2 separate regions of the Mus musculus genome follow, and region 1 is linked to region 2. A link is a loop called in an ENCODE intact Hi-C map of the cell type or tissue named here. Cell type or tissue: gastrocnemius. All regions are shown on one strand. Links, peaks and the distances in the headings refer to the core of each region. The heading gives the core; the rest is flanking DNA. Region 1 overlaps Zfp609 (zinc finger protein 609). Region 2 overlaps Trip4 (thyroid hormone receptor interactor 4).

What was found. A loop is a pair of places that touch in the nucleus more often than their neighbours do. Peaks named below come from ENCODE experiments on the same cell type or tissue, not always from the same donor. Only the 100,000 strongest peaks of a DNase experiment are listed, where the experiment ranks them.
Region 1: it touches region 2 in a loop (2.4-fold over the local background); 7 of 42 quality-filtered maps call a loop at or near these places.

The regions. Positions count from the first base shown.
Region 1 is chr9:65,769,430-65,776,124 of GRCm38, reverse strand. All of the region lies in intron 2 of Zfp609 (zinc finger protein 609), which reads left to right. Among named protein-coding and RNA genes, the nearest start is that of Zfp609, 55 kb to the left of the region's middle. In gastrocnemius, for the core only: a CTCF peak has its summit at 2,871 (motif pointing left); no DNase peak of the experiment used is centred there.
Region 2 is chr9:65,825,588-65,832,282 of GRCm38, reverse strand. Trip4 (thyroid hormone receptor interactor 4) reads left to right here. Exons shown (of 14, transcript NM_001357872.1): 14 at 1-3,356. It overlaps Zfp609 (zinc finger protein 609), which reads left to right and starts at 4,719. Exons shown (of 10, transcript NM_172536.3): 1 at 4,719-4,817. In gastrocnemius, for the core only: a CTCF peak has its summit at 2,625 (motif pointing right); a DNase peak (open chromatin) is centred at 2,637.

The DNA.
Region 1 (6,695 bases), core at 1,501-4,000, 57 kb after region 2:
TAAACTTTTTTCCCTTAATATTGGGAATACAAAGGGGAGGCTGAGCAGGAAAAGGTTCTTGCCACCAATATTGATCTGTGTTCAATTCTCTGCACCCACATGATAAAAGGTTGTCGTTTAACACTTGCACGTGTACAATACACACACACACACACACACACACACACACACACACAGAGTAATAATTTTTAATAGGAGCAGCTGTTGGTTGTAGGCATAGTTCTGTAGAGAGCCTTTACTTATCACATGTACACATCACACACAAACAAAATGAATAAATATTTTAAAAAATTCTAAAAGTAGTGAAATAGTGCTTTTCAGTTAATAGTTGGCAAAGTGCAAAAAGCCGTTTGTTTGCTTGTTTGTTTTTCTTGAGAGAAGACCTCACAAGCTAAGCTGGCCTTAAACTCCCATGTGTAGCCAAGGCTGGTATTGAACTTCTGATGTTCCTGCCTTTGCTTCTGAGTGCTGGGATGACTGGCTTGAGGACCAGGACTCTGCCTCCTACTTCTGGGGTGGCTGCAGGCAGGCATTGTGCGGTGTCAGAGGCCTGTAACAGCCCTCTTGTTCTGTTTTACTTTGAAACAGAATCCTATTAAGTTACCCAGGCTAGCCTAAAACTCCCTTAATAACCCAGACAGGCCTTGACTTTGTAATCTTCCTACCTCGACTGGGATTACAGGCTTCCTTCCAGTTGTATTTTGTATCTTGGAAGGGATTTCTGTAACATTGGAGAAGTGGTTGAGATTATTGGTTCAAGACTGGTTTGGGCATGAATCTCAACTCTGTTTGTTTAAGCATCTTTAATTTTCCCATTAGAGAACTGACCTGGTTTGGCCTAGCTTGACTAGATTTTATTACATTTGATGATGAGATTTCACCCTGAAGTCTGAAACTCCTTTTCTTTATGTTTTTATAATTTGTATCAAAGTTATTATCTTCATCGGTTACTATGTTCAGAAGTCTGTTTATTTTTTAAGCTGCTGGTGGTAAGTAGGTGTAAGGGGTAGTAGTTCTTTTTAAATGCTTAGCACATTAGTTCACTTCTTAGAAGGGGAGGTATCTGTGATATCAGTTAACTTAGTAGTTACTTTCACTACTGAGCTAATCAGGAAAGAGTTTTAAGAGTTATCTTATATAAAAAGAAAGGGGGCCGGGCGTGGTGGCCCATGCCTTTAATCCCAGCACTTGGGAGGCAGAGGCAGGCAGATTTCTGAGTTCGAGGCAAGCCTGGTCTACAAAGTGAGTTCCAGGACAGCCAGGGCTGCCTTGCTTAGTGGAATTAGCAAAAAAAAAAAAAAAGAAAAAAGAAAAAAGAAAGGGGCTGGCAGCTGTCTTGACACTATTATAACACAGCACTGGGAAGGCTGAGGCAGGGGGAGCAGTGTTTGGGATAGAGTCCCACCTGGGCTACATTGTGAAACTCTCAGAGAGGAGAAAGGGGGAACATGAGGGGTGAGGAAGGAGAGGAGGATGGGTTGAAGAGGCAGAGACTGCCATATAACATTATGACAGACTGCTCCGTCGGAACCTTGACTTTTCTATAGTAATATTTCAGTTAAGGAAGTGCCACAGAAATGGGCTCATTTATTTTCATACACTTTTTGGTGATTTTATAGGTGCAAGCTTCTGCTTATTAGAGATTTAGATTTATGTTTAACTTTTAATAGGTTTGTGGTAAGAAAACAAGTTTGGGTCAAGTAGAGAATGTGTTTTGGAATTACTGTACTATTTTGATGTTAAAAGAAACAAAAGGGGGCTGGCGAGATGGCTCAGTGGTTAAGAGAGCCGACTGCTCTTCCAAAGGTACTGAGTTCAAATTCCAGCAACCACATAGTGGCTCACAACCATCTGTAACGAAATATGATGCCTTCTTCTGGAGTGTCTGAAGACAGCTATAGTGTACTTACATATAATAAATAAATAAATCTTAAAGAAAACAAAAGGGGCTGGAGAGATGTCCCAGAGGTCCCAGAGTTCGGTTCCTGGCACCCACATGGTGGTTCACAATTATCTTTAACTCCAGTTCCAGGCGATCTGATGCCCTCTTGTGGTGTTCTTTGCACCAGACATCCTAATGCACAGACATAGGTGCAGGTAAAGCCTCCACACACAAGAATAATGGTACTTTAAGATAGGGGTTTTCCAAGACGGTTTCGCTCAATAGATGTGAATTTCTAAACGCGATAAGAAAGGTCTCATTTGAATGTTATTTCCTTTAGTGGGCTACACTGTATGTCATTACTTTGACTTTTTTTTTCGTATGCACATTTTAAATAAAACTGTACAATGTGTTATTTAAAAAAAAAAAGATAGGGGTTTTCCTCCTTTGGACCCCTCCCGCTGTCCAGAGCTCTCTTTTACTTTTCCCATTTAACTTTATTTATTTTTATTTTATTTTGCTTTTGTTTCTGAGATAGAGTCACTATGCAGCCTTGACTGGTCTGGAATTTGCAATGTATACCAAGCTGGCCTCAAATTTTTTGTGCTAGATTTAAAGCCATATACCACCATACCCAGCCATACCCCTACTCTTTTTGAAACAGTGTCTCACTATATAGCCCTGGCTGGCCTTGAACATTTCATGTTGAACAGATTGGTCTCAAGAAGAGATCCACTTCTCTGTGATTCCTGAGTATTGGAATTAAAGACATGTTCAACCACCCCTAATTCTCTTGTTATTAATAAACCCATGCTTGCTCTGCTGTGCTCAGAGGGTGGGAGGAGAGAAAGAGCTGGAGAGATGGTTTAGCGGTTAAACTCTGAATGACTGCTCATTCAGAGGTCTTGAGTTCAATTCCCAGCAACTATATGGTGGCTCACAACCGTCTGTAATGGGATCTGGTGCCCTCTTCTGGCCTGCAAGTGTACATGTAGGTAGAGCACTTATATACATGAAGTAAATAAATAAATCTTTTTTAAACAGAAACATTTTTTACGCATACTCCTTATTGTTTGCATTATCAGGTATAGGGATTGAAACCAAAGACCTCATCATACGCATGCTTAGCATATACCATACCATGGCTCTCCACCTACAGTGGGACAGCTCTCCAGAGTCAGTTCTCCCTGAATTATGTGGAAAGCCCATGGTCTCAGTGTGAGGCTTAGAGGCAAGCTCCATAACCCATTGAGCCACCCAGTTAGCTCTTAGCTGGCACTTGGAGGGCAAGACTCAGCCTAATCGGTGTGACTGGCAGTCTGATAGGTCATCAGTAAACAGCTGTTGAGTGTGAATTTATTTATTCTGTGACTTGGAAATAGCTAGAAGGTATTTTTCAGAATAATATTTCCTGCTAACTTGACTGCAGTTCCTTTGGGACTTGAAGGTTTCACAGTTCTCATTAAAGCACACACACTCTGGAGACAGACAATACAGCTGTTATCCACAACTATCTTATGGAAAGACCTTGCTGGTCAGCTGATTCCTAATCTGAGGGTAAGATTTGGCTGTGAAAGAAGGGAAGGTCTCAGAGTATCATGGCAACAAGTATTGCTATTTCCAATTTGCCTCAGAATTACTGTGTTTGGTTTTGTTAAGGTAGGGTGTCACTCTAGCTAGAACTGGCCTTCCTTCTGTCTTAGCATCGCAGGTGCTGTGCTAGCAGGTGTGATAGCAGGTGTGAGCCATCATACACAGCTTTACTGGTTCTTTCTCTTAATGAGTATCATTCCTCTGTGCGTACTAGCGTATTATTTAGTAGCATTGGTTCTGCTGTGCAGCCAGTGGATTGCATAACACACAAGTGAATCATGCACTCAGAAGGCTGAGTCAGGAAGATTGCTTGAGTTTGAGACCAGCCTGGGCTATGTAATGAGTTCTTTGCTAACTTGAAGTATAGTCAGACAGTCTCACTGTTAAAACAAAACAAAACAAAACAAAAAAAACCTGTTAGCCACCTAGAGGACTGTTGATCCCAAAATGAGAGAGTAGCACTGAAAGCACTAGAATGGCCGCACAGACACCGTGTTCGCTGTGCTAAGCTGCATCTATGTTTTTAACTTCTCTTTTTCTTTTCTTTTCTTTCTTTTTTCTTTTTTTTTTGTTTTGGTTTTTTTGTTTGTTTGTTTGGTTGGTTGGTTGGTTGGTTTGGTTTTTCGAGACAGGGTTTCTCTGTGTAGCCCTGGCTGTCCTGGAACTCACTTTGTAGACCAGGCTGGTCTAGAATTCAGAAATCCGCCTTCCTCTGCCTCCCAAGTGCTGGGATTAAAGGTGTGCGCCACCACTGCCTGACTGTTTTTAACTTTCTTAACTGAAAGACTTGAGAGAAATTCTCAGTCCTCTTTGTCAGTCCTAAGACTTGGAGAGATTTAATTCCTTCCTGAACTCTGAATCTTGCTTCCACAGTCTCTTGGCCATTGTGACTGTTTAAAATATGTATGTCAGAAGTGTTTTGCCTACGAGTGTGTCTCTGCACCATGTGCATGCCTTCTGTCTGAGGAGGCCAGAGAGGGCACTGGACCGACCTCCTGGAACTGGAGTTTATAGGTGGTTGTGAGCCACCGCGTGAGTGCTGGAGATTGAACCCAAGTCCTTCAGAAGCACAGCCAGTGCTCTTAGCGACACCTCCAGTTCCTCCACTCTCTGCCTTCTGTCCTCAAGTGTCACCCTGTTGGAAATGTGCAGCTCATTTCTACACTGCTCTACTGCCCTGTTGTTGATTTTTTTTTTTTTGGTGAGGCACAGCTTCATCTCTCCCAGGTTGCTCTGGACCTCACTGTATGACTGAGGATTGACCTTGAATTTAGCATCTCCTGCTCGCACCTCCTCAGTGCTGGTATTACAGGACACACCAAGTTGTGTGCCACTGCAGGCTTATGTGGTTCTAGGGATCAAACTGAGGGCTATATGCGTGGTAGGCAAGCATTTTGTCAGCTGTGCTGTGTCTCCCGCTGTCCCTTCTTTACCCCATTGTTCCTCCGTCTCTAATCTGCCTCTTACTTATCTGTGTGCTTTGTTATGCTTAGCATCGTGTCCTCCTTGCTAGATAAGAGTAAAAGCTTTACCCGGAGGCTGCTTCTGGATCTCCTTTTATGAATGTCTGTTTCCAAAACACCTGTTACTGCCTGGCTTATAAATATTAGTCAGGTATGTGAATGAAGTATGCGTTGTGGTAAATAACTTCAGTTTTAGTTGGTATTGGCCTCTGTTGACTCATTTACAAAATGATCATTTTGATCTCGTTTTTCATGTTAGAGGCTCTTTTTAGAAAGCTGTCTGGAGCCTTGGTGTCTCTGTTCATGTTTTCAATGTCTTTAAGTTGTATTGCTGAAAAATACAGTGGAAGCTCTGTGCTTGCGCTGAGCTCCCAGTCCGATGGCCCTTAAGTAGGGGAGCCCCAGATGCCAATATCTTTAGGTCTTTCCTTGTGGGTTTCTCAGATTCCTTATAAACTTATTCTATTTCTCCTGGAGGGTGAAGACTATCGGCCTTTTCTGAGCCACGTGAAAAAAATGTGCAGGTTCAGCGTTTAGTATTCAGCATTCTCTGCCACATTTAATTTCCTTATTTTAAGTATAATATTCATCTTCTCTACTATGCCCAAAGCACTCTAGTCCAGAGATCCTGCGTGAGCCACTTGAGGAAATTAAGCCTTTAGTCTCTCGAATGAAGGAGTACATCTGAGTGAGAAAAGTTAAGGATATTGCTGCTTCCACACAGTTTTAATCAGCTTTATTCATTTTAAATCATCAGTTCTGAGCCTGAATTAATAGATGCTACCCTACCAATTCTTAGATTTGGAGGAAGAATTCTTGAGTTTATGATTTTTCTCCATTTGCAGATGTAGTATTCACTGTGGCAGCCTGTGGTGGCTTGTCTGTCTGTCCCTTATCCAGGCCTTCATTTGCTTTCCAGGTTCCAAAGTTTCTGCCATCAGCTCAGCACTTATCCCTTTCCTGTGCGCTTTTCTAAGTCCTTTATAATAGTTTGAGGATGCTTTTGTGTAGTGTTGCAGCTTTTCTTATTTACTGTCTTGGTTTTCACTTTTCTTTATTTATATTTATTTAGTGTATGTCAGAACACACGTGTGTGAGTGGAGGTACCAGGACAAGTGGTTCCAGGGGTGGAACTTAGGTACCTGAGAGACATCTCACCAACCCTACAGCCATTTTCTTCCTTTTCCCTCCCTCCTTTCTTCTTTTCTTTTCCTTGGGAAAGGAATTCAGCTCAGGGCCTCCTGTGTGCCAGTGAGGGAACACTCCGCAGAGCTGCATTCCTAGCACCATCACTATTTTTGATTGACAAATTGATTGAGATACTAATACTCACAGGGAGTTTTTAAGAATAGTAGACTAAATTACTTTACTTAACCAATTTCCCTCAGTAGTGTGTTGGGGAGGGGGGGGGTGGACAGAGTCTCACCCTGTAGTCCTAGCTATCTTGAATCTTGCAATGTAGACCAGGCTGGCCTCAAACTCACACAAATCTACTCCCTATACCTCCCAAGTGCTGGGACTAAAGGTGTGCCCTATCCTACTGTGCCCAATAGTAACATTTTCAGACTGGTAAATATAACAACCAGGCTGCAACATGGATAAATTATATAGATTTTCCATATTTAACTTGTCCATCTATATTTTTAGTTTTATATAATTTTATCACATGGAAGATGAGATAGACTTTTAGTTTTTGTTTGTTTGCATTGCATTTGCTTTTATTTAGAAAGATTTTTAATAATTATTTTCAATCTGTG
Region 2 (6,695 bases), core at 1,124-3,623:
AGGGATGTTGGACTCCCTCCAACAGTTTGTGTGCTTGACTTAAAAAAGAAAGAGCAAGTGAGAAAGAAAAAAAAGTACCTTGTGTTATGAAAAAGATTAATTTCCCTTTCTTTAATCCTTCATATTCAGCATTTATTTGCATTGAAATGCCTCCACTCATTCCACATTGATGTTCACTCGACTGTGAACTGCCTGTTGCATAGCATTGGTTCTTCGGAGGCTGATCACTCTGGATTCCCAGGGAAACCCGAACAGATTCTTGTTCCAGTGATGTACACATGCAGTATTCTCTCTCGTGTTCTGTTGGACCTCTGTGTATAAAGTGGAAGAGGACAGTTAGTGGCATTTATTATTGTGAGAGATGTCTTTTTGACCTCTTGGAAACCTTACCATTGTTGAAAGCAAAACTGTGTTTACTATGTAGTTAATAGTTTACCAAGTAGTAGCACCTTGAATTCCATGCTGAAATTGTCTGGCTTTCTTAATATCACAATAAAATTGAAAGGTAGGATGGGAAGAGAAAAGAAGGGGTTGGAAGTTCTCTGTTCTTTTATTTGAAGACAGCCTTTACACAGAAGAGTATGGATTGTTTTTTCTATGTGGGTAATTTGAATGCACACCTTAAAAGAAAAAAGTCAGGAATGTCAACAGATGAGCTCATCTGCCCGAGCTTTGCAAGTTTCTAAGAACCCACCTCAGCTTCTCAAACACACAGCCAGAACCACATAAATAAATGGCAGAGCTACTCGGAAACTTCTCCTTTTCATGGTTAGGCTGGGAAAGTCTGTCTTTGGTTTACATGGCAGTGGTAGTATAAGGTCTCTCTTCTGTTTGCTGAGACACAAGGGAGGAAGTGTGGGAGAAGTTTGCGGGTAGATGGCCCTCAGTTGCTCACTGATGAATAGTATACTTTAAAGTCAGATGGAAATTCTTAGTAGCCTGAGTTCAAGCTTGTCCAAGAATAGCTTGTTAGTGTATTATGACACTTCACTCTGACCCTGTTACTCTGGGGCAGTTTCGCCTAAGAAAGTTCTGAATTTCCGAGATGCCTTTTTGTTGTAGCTTCTGTGTTCCCTTTTGAATGACTGAATTAAGATGCCATTAATTCATACAGTAAAGGAATTGGCTTTTTCTTTTTGTTTTTCCCAGACAAGACTCAGTTTCCTTTGTATGAGCTCACAGTAGGGAATGATGGAAACTATGGGCTTTGTCAGCGTTGATGAGACCTTATCTTTAGTGAAGTGTTTAGAATAGATTAAGAATTTGGCCAGATGTGATAGTATACACCTTAATCCCAGCACTGGGGAGGCTGATCTCTTACTATCTCTTATATAGTAAGTCCCTATCACAAAGGAGAACATAAAAAGAATTTGGGTTTTTGTTGCTTCTTTAGCTAATACAGAACTAAGATAATAAAGAACTAAGTGTCCTATCTTTTCTTTTTAAACTGAAATTTTAGTGTAAACCTATTTTCCCCCTAGCATGTAAATGTGAGACACTACAGAGATTAGTTTTACAAATAAGTATAGCTATGGACTTATATGATTATGACATTTAATTTTTTTCCATTTTAATTACTGTCTCTCCTATAACCCATTCATGTGGTGGCCATTTAATTTAGAAGATTTGTTTAATGTTGTGTGGGGCCTAGCCAAGATTAGATGGCATGGGGCTGTTCACTTGACCAGCTCAGCTACTAAACTAGAGAAATCAGCTAACTTCAGTTTGTTAGGCTGGGAGGAGGGAAGGCAATCCAGAGAGAAAGGATATTTTCTTCCTTGCGATTCAAATAGCAAGCACACATCTGCTATTCTCAGTGTCTGTGAATGTGTTTGGGAGGAGGTGATCCACATGGAAGGCTCCAACAGCAACAAGGGATCCATGCAGCCTGCAGAGAGCTTTTCTACTTTTCGCCTGTAGAGGAAAAAGAACAGTACCATCCTACGTCACAATGAACTTGGATAAACGTCCATTTGCATGTGTGAATACAATGTGGCTTCATTCAGGAGATGAAATGTAAATTGATCAGATGTTGAATTTCAGTTGTGAAAATGGGAAAACCCAGAAAGAAATCCCAGTAAAAAAATACCAGAGATTGGAGTCAGGGAAAAAGGAGGGTGCAGGGGTGGGGTGGGGTGGTGGGGGAGGTGCCTAAATCCACAGATGTGTCAGAAAAGAAGACCTGGGCATGAAGAGAAAAGCACATCACTGCGTAAGACTTCAGAAGAGTCTAGTCAGGCATGGTGGTTGTATGCCTTTAGTCCTAGCATTTGGGAGGCAGAAGCAGGTGGATCTCTAGGGTAGTGCTGCCTAATATGGTAACCACTGGCCACATGCTGTTTAAATATGAATTAATATTTAAAAAGCCGGGCGTGGTGGCGCACGCCTTTAATCCCAGCACTCGAGAGGCAGAGGCAGGCGGATTTCTGAGTTCAAGGCCAGCCTGGTCTACAAAGTGAGTTCCAGGACAGCCAGGGCTATACAGAAAAACCCTGTCTCGAAAAACCAAAAAAAAAAAAAAAAAAAAAAAAAAAAAAAAAGAATTAAAATTTAAGTAAAGACTCAGTTCTTCAGTCATCCTACCTTGAGTGCCCTAGTAGCTCATATGTGGCTAGAGACTTCTGAACAGCAGGGGGCAGGGGTTAGCAAAGTCATTCCAATTCCATAAGGGTCAGACAGCAAATGGCTTTGGTTTTATAAACCATTCAGCTGTGCTGTGGTACTGCAAATACACCCATAGATAATGTGAGCAAGAAAGCTTGGCTACAGCCAGGGAAACTGTTTGTAGACACTTTTTTGAGACAGTCTGTGTAACCCAGTTCAAGCCCAGGCCTAGCCTTAAGTTTTAGATCTCTAGCGTCAAGCTCCCAAGTGCTGGAGTCTGTACCACCACACCAGATTCTTATAACTTTTGTGTTGTAAAATATCTTCTTTTATTTAAATATTGTTAAAATGTAAAAATTAGTTTTTAACTTACAGGATTTACCAAAACGTGGTAGTGAATCTGATTTGTTCTTTGGGCTACTAGTTTGCCAATTCTTGCTCTCGAGATACAAGAAGTCAAAACTTGAGATTCTCTTACTGTCTTATACATTAGATCCTTGTCTTTAGTCAGAGTCAGCTAACTGTGATTAAAAGCTAAGTAGAACTGTTTCCTTGTCCCCTAACTGTTTTAGTCTAGTGCTACAATGTTTAACCCTTCATTAAATCACAGAGATATGGAACACTAAACCCTGTTTTTCCTTTCTGTTTAAGCCCTCATTTTGTAATATAGAGTATAGATTGGTAAGTTGGCCGCCACTCTGAGTCATCAGTTCTGTCCCTTTACTATCCAATAAAACTATCTATGGACCAAGAGGGAATTACTTTTTCCTAGACTAGATGGGCTTGGGCTTAGCGTTCATCTTTAAGCTGTCAGCTCTCCCACCCTCCTTTTCTTTCTGTGAAGATAGCAAAGTTATGACTCACTCGATCTCTAAGTCACATGCTACTGTGAATGGCACCAGTGAAGAGTGCCCTTAGGATAAGAGAATAAAGGTAACTGCATAGCTGAATAAAATGGTCTCAGACACAGGAAGGGCATGATGGGGGTTCTTGAGAATTGGATAAACATTGGTTTGCTATGGTAGGAGGTGGAAGTCTTAGGTCATGAAGCAGTTTCGTAAGCAACTGGTGGGAGGGCTCAATTTCACAAGAACAGAATGTCTGCTGTGTAGATGGTGTGCTGGGCAACCTTAAGATAGGTAACAGATTTAAAAGTCACAATCTATAGTGACAGAATGGTGAGATGGAGTGCAGAAACGGGCTCAAGGTTAAAAAGCAGTAAGATTTAGTGATACTGGATGTTGAGGTGGAAAGGGACACAGGTACTCTAGAGGAAAACAAACGATAATCAAAGAAAAACTGAAGACATTGAATAAAAAAGGAGTTTGAGGGCCAGTGAGATGGCTCAGTGGGTAAAGATGCGCGCTGCTAAGCCTAAGGATCTAAGTTTGATCCCTAAAACCAAATGGTGGAGGGAACGACTCCTGCAAATTGTCGGCTGACCTGCAAACGTGCGCCACGACACGTGTCCTGTCCCCCCCAACCCCCACCCTAAATTCTTTACTTAAAATAGTTTGCCGAACTAAGCGGCAAAATGGATGAGACAGTTAAGAGCTGTGCACTTGTCTTCTGTTCTTTGTAGAAAGGTTCATGTTCAGATCCCATGATCTTTCCTCTTTCCACGATAGAAAACATCTGTATTTAAGAGCTAACGCTTCTCCAGAGACTTTTCGGTGAGAAGTCTTATCCAGCCAGGAATCTGCACGAGGAGAGAGCATTGGGTTCAAACTGTCCAGCCCGGTCTTCTGAGCTTATCTTAGTTTCGACCCGCCCGCCAGGTTTTCCAGCATTCTTTTCTCAGGGCTCGCAGCTACCGCGCATTTAGAGACCCAGGACTTAGCTCCTGCATCCAGGTTCCGGGTTTCCTCGTGCACTCGCCCGCTCCAGACTCCATAGCGCACGGAATCCGGATCCGAGAGCACGAGAATCCAGTGTCCAGGTCTTCCAGGCTGCCCTGGTTGTCCCGGATCGCGGCGGCGGCGGCGGCGGTGGCGGCGGCGGCGGCGGCGGCGGCGGCAGCTGAGGGACCCGCAGCCCCGGACACAGCGGCCCCGGCCAGGCGGGGCGGAGCGGCGCGGGGAGGGGCGGAGAGCCGGGGCGGGGAGGGGGAGGGGCCGCGGCCCAGATGGCGGCCCGGGACGCGTAGCAGTGGTGGCTCTGCGGCCCGGGGCCCCGGGCGGGCGGAGGTGGCGGCTCCCGGGACCGGCCGCGCGGTGAGTCTAAGCTTTGTGTGGAGCCGGGGCTGGGAGGGGGAGGCGACTCTGGGGGAGGCCCGGCGCCGAGGGGCGCGGAGGGCGCCGGAGCAGCGGCGCCCGGCGGAGGAAGTGGGGGTTGGGGGGGCCGGGGCGGAGCGAGGGGAAGGTGTGTGCGGGGAAAGCGGGGTCGTTGCGTGGGTGGGGGAGGGGGCCTGAGGTGAAGTTCAAAGCATGGCCCGGGCGGTTCGGGCTGAGGGTGGCGGTGCCCGGGATAGTCTCTGATTTGGCCAGGTGGTAGGGGCAGGCCAGAGAGTTTTCGGAGGCTCTGCCGAGGGAGCCCCGGGGCGACTGGGGCTCGTTAGGGACTCAGGGGAGCGTCGGGAGCGGAGGGTTGAAAGCAGGACGTGTGCGCGACCCGGGAAAGGAGAGCAAGGTGGCTGGGAGCGTGCAGGCAGTAGGTTGTGGGTGTGTGCGCCTTTCCAGTCTTAGGTCACATTTTACTCCTGTCCTTTTCTTCAAGATGGAGGGATCCCTAGGCCTGGACTTTAAACTGCTGTCCCTGTATCCCCGGGAGGGTTTGAGACCCTGTCCTGTTTGGAAACCCCATGCTGCCCTCTTTTCCCTTTATGTGTAATTACGGTTGGATCATCTCTCTGCTTGGTTCAGATTCTCCTTCCTCCCTCTGGGGCTGAGGAGGAGGAGACACATCTGACCAATTAATGTGTGTTTGTGAAACAGGCAGCGGCAAACAGTCATTTCGGCTTCTAGGAATTAGGCTCACACAGGGTGGAGAGAGCAGAGCCCTTCAGGGGGAATATTTCTGAACAAATCACAGATGATTAAATTCTCTCAGAAACCGCTTCCTACCTAAATGAGAGTGGGAAAGATGGGGGAGAAAGCCTGTCTGTTTCCAGCCATGTGTCCAGAGCCCCAGGGGTTGAGGAGAGTCCCTAAGCCCCCACAGGCCTCTCTTTTCTGTATTAGGCTTTGCTCTGCAGCCTTGAGTTAATTTCACCCCTGCTGCTTTGTCTTGGGGGAGGGAGTGCTGGTTTAGGCTGTTGTGAGAGATGACTGTTCTGCTGCCACACAATAGTCGTGTCATTTTATCGGGAGTGCTACCCCAGGGCTGAGAACTGTTGCAGCAGAGATAAACCGGTCCCTCTCACTCGCCTATTGTGTACACAGTGAAGGTCATAGGTTCAAGTCTTGTCTGAGAGCTTTGGATATGCTCCATCTCCCAGGCTCCTCAGTGCCATTTTCTTCCTTTTCCAGACTGGGGCTTGCCATTGGAAGAGGCCAGACAGAAAGGCTCTTCTTTTTGAGTGAGGAACAATGCAGGGCTCACTGGCACACATTTTTCAGAAGAATAGAGGATGCCAGCCATGTTGTGCCTGCCTCTGGTTAGCCTGTAACTAAGTTGTGAAGGAATAGCGTCTGGGACACGCCACCCTCATGCTTTGTGGCAGACCTTTGAGGAAGGTGACTGTGAAGAAGGTTCTGTACTTGCATAAAACATTGTATTTAAATGTCTCTGTATAGAAATGGGAGTCTCCTGCAGTTATTTTTGTTTGTTCTCTTAGGAACACCACTAAAGGCCTGTATATGAGTAAGATAGGGGAGTCCAGGACCAAGTGCCCCCTCCCCCAATAGGGACTCATTAGTTGCCCAGGCTGGTCTCTAACTCAAAATCATTCCTGGGCAGTGCTAGCAATTACAGGCATGCACCTATGCCCTGCACCCTGTTCCCTTTTTAAATGGTGACTTCCTGGTGAATAATTACATAATAATAACAACAACAAAAAGCTGCTCAATTTGCCCAAGACAAGTTTTGAAAACAAAACTTGCCTTTTATAATTCAGTATTTAATGAGAGAAGATGATTCAGGTATTATGGAGA